2 separate regions of the Homo sapiens genome follow, and region 2 is linked to region 1. The links are chromatin loops, found by intact Hi-C in ENCODE. Cell type or tissue: B cell. All regions are shown on one strand.

Region 1 (2,500 bases):
CAGTTTCCATTTTCCTAGTTATCAAATTACTCATGATTCGTGTTTCAGCTTGCTTGTGATCAATGACTAAAACTAGAATAATAATTGCTTAAAAAGTTGCCTTAATTGAAAATAAGTCACACAACCAGAATCAGACCACTAAGTTATACTTTCCTTCTGTTGTTCATAATTAGGCTTTGGCTTCTTTCGGCTTATGAATTAAACATTTCCCCTCTCTGTGGGGCATGACTCTCTAGGAATGAGACTTCCTAGTGATGTGAGATATAACTACTCTCTAACAAATGCTTCTTCCGTAATGCTTTCTTCAAAGATCTTGAAGAAAAGGGGAAAATGTGAAAGAAAAGGAATAGTCTGTCTATTTGGGGCTTCTAAAAGCTTAGGTTTTGTGGAAGATTGACTTTGGAGACCAAGTCACAGAGCATGACCTCTTAATCTTGACTTTTTATTATAGATTAATTTCCTTTCTTATTTTCTTGTACCTGACTCAGATGGTACCTGAGATACAAGACTCCTTGACTGAGTCTATATAAGTCTCCTTGACTGATTCTTGACTGAGATATAAGACTCCTTAGGCCGGGCGCGTGGCTCATGCCTGTAATGTTGGTCAGGCTGGTCTCGAGCTCCTGACCTCAAGTGATCCACCCACCTTGGCCTTGCAAAGGTCTGGGATTATAGGCATGAGCCACCAAGCTCCGCCTTTAGCTTTACTTTTTGATGTTAACATGTGAACTAGTTAGTATAAATTAGAAAAAAAACAACAGGATCATAAGCTTGAATATTCCATTCAAATTGTCTGGTAAAATGAGTAGGGTCCAGGTGAGAGTCAGGGAATTCTTTAACTATGCCTTTAGATTTCACCTTGGTTCATAAACCAAGGTAGGTTCTCCCCTACCAGACACCAGCTACTCACAAAATGGAGCCAGAACAATGGGAGTAGAAGTGGGAGGAGGAAGAAAAAGTAGTTGAGATAATGAAGGATAAAGAGAAGGAGGAGTTGAGGAGGAGAAATTTCAGCAGCTTTTTTATTTCAGAAATTGTTTCAGAGAATCTTTTGTTTTCTTTCTGTAAAGAAAGAACTTTATCAAAACCTCTTTTGGAAGCCTCTAAATGCCATTGAAAATAACTTTTCCAATTGCTCTGTTTTATTTTAGAGCCAGCTTATTCTAATTGAGCATATAAGTAAACTAGATTAGGCATTTCAAAGGCACACCATTTTGGCCATTATAATTTGGAGTCATTGTGAGTTATTCACGAGCAGTTTTCTAAATACTTACCTGAAAAGGCATCATGTCATATGTGTTAACTATAAATCCAGCTGGAGTTTCTAATAGTGGGTCTCTCTTAAGGAGGAAGGTTCAGTTTTAGATGCACAGTTGCCCATAGTGCATCAAAAGACTTAGGGAAAGTTGTTTTGAGATCAAGAAAGTTGTTTTGAGATCCCTAAGACCAAAAGACTTAGTGAAAGTTGTTTTGAGATCGAGTGTGCTGCTTGCGAAAATAGCTCCTCAAGGTGTCACTCTTGAGTCAGTTCTTCTCACATACAAATCTCAATGATACCAACAAACTTGGATGCTTAAGATACAGGGTAATCAATCCTTTATGTGTGCTCACCAGATTAAGCAAGGTTTCCTTTAAATTCTACTTAAGGGATTTCCTGTGAGACTGTTACTTATCAGGAGTGATTAACTCAGATACTCACACTAGACCTTAGTTGCTTAAGGTGACTTTTAGCTGGGAGAAACAGTGTCTATTATCTTCAGGACTTATTTCATCCTTATACAGAGTATTTCATAATTTTGGTCACTCAAGAAGCAAGCTTGAATTTGTCAATTGAACCAAGCCTCAGAACCTGGCTAGCTTTAAATATTATAACATTTTTGCTTAAACCACAAAGATTTACTTCCTCTTTTTAAAAATAAACTGTTTTTCACCTTATCAACATTTTGAATGAGAGAAAAAGTTGTAAAAACTCTAAGGAGTAATTCAAAACAAAAACCTTAACCTCACAGAAAAGTGAAAGTCACAATTTTTTTTTTTTTTGAGACATAGTCTTGCTCTGTCACCCAGGCTGGAATACAGTAGTGTGATCTCGGCTCACTGCAACCTCTGCCTCTTGGGTTTAAGTGATTCTCCTGCTTCAGCCTCCTGAGTAGCTGGCACTACAGGCATGTGCCACCACGCCCAGTTAATTTTTGTGTTTTTAGTAGAAACGGGGTTTCACCATGTTGGCCAGGCTGGTCTCGAACTCCCAACCTCAAGTGATCCACCCACCTCGGCCTCCCAAAGTGCTGAGATTACAGGTGTGAGCCACTGCACCCGACTGAAAGTCACAAATCTATGATCAGCAGAATCTCTACAGAATAACAAATGAAACTCCTATCTTGCAGCAGAGCTTTAATTCTTACTTCCTCCAGTTAGAAGTGTATAGCTGGAATAAAGTCTGAATCCTCATCAAAGCCAAGAGGACTACAACCTGAGAGGAGCCTTACCAGGGATCCCC
Region 2 (2,500 bases), 300 kb after region 1:
CACCACTTGTAAGCCACATGATCTTGGCAAGTTATTCAACTTCTCTAAATCTCAGTTTTCTTATCTGTAAAGTGGGAATAATAATAGTACTTACTTCCAGTGGTTTCTGTGATGACAAAATAAGTTAAAATATGAAAGGCACTTAGGACAGAGCCTCATATTCTGTAACTATTATATGCTAGTGTATTCATCAGCTTGGGCTGCTGTAACAAAATACCATTGACTGGGTGGCTTAAACCACGGATATCTGGCCGGGCGCAGTGGCTCATGCCTGTAATCCCAGCACTTTGGGAGGCCGAGGCGGGCAGACACCGAGGTCAGGAGTTTGAGACCAGCCTGGCCAACATAGTGGAACCCCGTCTGTACTAAAAATACAAAAAATTAGCTGGGCGTCGTGGCGGGCGCCTGTAATCCTAGCCACTTGGGAGGCTGAGGCAGGAGAATCGCTTTAAGCCAGGAGGCGAAGGTTGCAGTGAACCGAGGTCACGCCACTGCAGTCCAGCCCTGCGGACAGTGCGAGACTCCATCTCAAAAAAACAAACAAACAAACAAACAAAAAACCGGAAATTTATTTTCTCAGTGTGGAGACTAGAAGCCCCAAGTAAGGTCGAGTTGGGTTCGTTTCTGACTAGGACTATATTCTAACCTTAATTACTTCCATAAAGGCCTTATCTCTAAATACTCTCCAAATACAATGGAGGTTAGGGCTTCAAGATAAATTTTGGGGAATCCAAACATTCGGTTCATAACAGCTAGCAAGTACTATAATTGTATTCTATTTCCTCATTTGTTGTTTTTGTAAACTGTTGATGTAGAAATGTATTTGGAGTGATGTACTCAAATTTTGTTGGAGGGAGAAAACTCAGCAATAAAACAGCATTACAGTATAATCGCTTTTGTGGAAAATATATAACAATGCATGAAATACGTTGTGTGTGTGCAGGAAAGGTTGTACACCAACTGTTAGCAAGGTTACCGCTGCTTGCTGAAATTACAGGCAATAATTTTTTTGTTTTTGTGTATTTTCTGGCATTTCAGAAATACAAGGTAAGCAATAAACATGAGAACTTTTATTGAATACTAGAAGAGAAAACTGTTGTGGTATTCTTTTAACAATATACCGGAATCCATTCAACTGTCTGCTGAGAATAAATAACTGGCATGTACATAATATTTAGGGAAAGTGCTATGGATTATTTTACACCAGTGTCGTTTCACCAAAAAACGTGATGCCGATGGCTCCCTTTTGTCACGGGTTTCAAAGGCTCACCCTAACGTTCACGTGCATTTTCCCAGCGGAGGAAAGATGGTTGTTCTTCATCAGAGTCTGGGGCCCAAGAACGCAGGCTCCATCTCCTCCCGCAGGAGCCAGGCTGATGATGCTCGCAGGGATCGGATACTGGGAGCCCCTGAACGCAGCCAACCCGGCGCGCACCGGTGGGGGCGTCTGCGCTGGCGGAGCGGCTCCCCGGGAGGACGCTGGGAACCATGCTCTAGCCAGCCGCTGCGCAGGCGCACTGGGCCCCGACTGCCCGCCGCAGCGCTACGTGGGAGCTTGGCCGCGCAGTGCCGGAACCCGGCTGCAGCGGTGGGAAGGCGGGGGCGTGCCGGCCCAGCGGGGAGAGGGTGAGCGGGTGGCTGTCCCGGGCTTGGGGAGCTGGGCGAGCCGGGAAGCGCGAGTTCCGCCCGCGGCCACCCTGTCGCGCGCGGTGCTCTCCGCAGCCCCGGAGTCGTGCTCAGACAAAGGCTGGGAGGCTAGGGCCGGGGGCGTTTTGCTTTGTGGGGAGGACTTAGCCTCTCATTTGGGGAGGAGGAGGCGGGGTCTAGCGGTTTCGCGGTTTGCTACAGCCGACTAGTGAAAGAGCTGGGATTCCAAATCCCCGGCTACTTTACACATAATTACTGCCCCAAACAAAGAATTGGGTTGTATTCGTCTCTTTGTGCTTCCTGACATGTGCGCGGTGCTTTGAATTTTGTGGGCTGTGTCTGCCCACCGTCTCCGTGTATCTTTTGGAAACATTTTACAGTGATCCATATATGTTCTAGCGTTCTGCCCTATGACTGAGCCTCCTTAGTCCTTTGCTGATTCTAATGTCTTCTGCTCAGCATCTGCAGGGGCTGCTGAGAGTAAATACTTGGCGCCTCCAGCTGCTGGCCAAGGAGACAGATGGAGCTCAAGTTGGGAGATACGCCCTGAGAGCCGATGATAGACACAAGTCCAGATCTCGGATTTTGATACTGTATGTTCCCTGGGTTCCTGAGAGAGGACATTGAGGAGTAGGAGTCGGCGATTAAGGAGATCGGTACAATTGGGAAGCCTCCTGTCAGAGCTTCCAGCAATTTCCTCATCAGAGGTGGACAAGCCCTATGGGCTAAGACAGAGGGTCCTCAGAAAGGAGTGCGGACGCCGTCATGCTGCAGCAGCTCCTGATCACCCTGCCCACCGAGGCCAGCACCTGGGTGAAGTTGCGTCATCCAAAGGCGGCCACGGAGCGGGTGG

Evidence for each region. A loop is a pair of places that touch in the nucleus more often than their neighbours do. Peaks named below come from ENCODE experiments on the same cell type or tissue, not always from the same donor. Only the 100,000 strongest peaks of a DNase experiment are listed, where the experiment ranks them.
Region 2: it touches region 1 in a loop (8-fold over the local background); 5 of 110 quality-filtered maps call a loop at or near these places.

Annotation. Positions count from the first base shown.
Region 1 is chr1:40,151,697-40,154,196 of GRCh38, forward strand. All of the region lies in intron 2 of LOC105378671 (a long non-coding RNA gene), which reads right to left. Among named protein-coding and RNA genes, the nearest start is that of RLF, 8.4 kb to the right of the region's middle. RefSeq lists an enhancer at 1,759-1,818 and a silencer at 2,019-2,158. In B cell, CTCF peaks have their summits at 1,517 and 1,718; DNase peaks (open chromatin) are centred at 1,555, 1,855 and 2,385; H3K4me3 peaks cover 1,294 bases; H3K27ac peaks cover 2,448 bases.
Region 2 is chr1:40,448,550-40,451,049 of GRCh38, forward strand. It overlaps ZFP69B (ZFP69 zinc finger protein B), which reads left to right and starts at 1,927. Exons shown (of 5, transcript NM_023070.3): 1 at 1,927-2,500. The coding sequence starts at 2,413. It overlaps ZFP69B-DT (ZFP69B divergent transcript), which reads right to left and starts at 1,490. Exons shown (of 5, transcript NR_198977.1): 1 at 1,271-1,490. RefSeq lists a silencer at 1,546-1,805 and an enhancer at 2,021-2,500. In B cell, no CTCF peak of the experiment used is centred here; a DNase peak (open chromatin) is centred at 1,532; H3K4me3 peaks cover 1,737 bases; H3K27ac peaks cover 1,056 bases.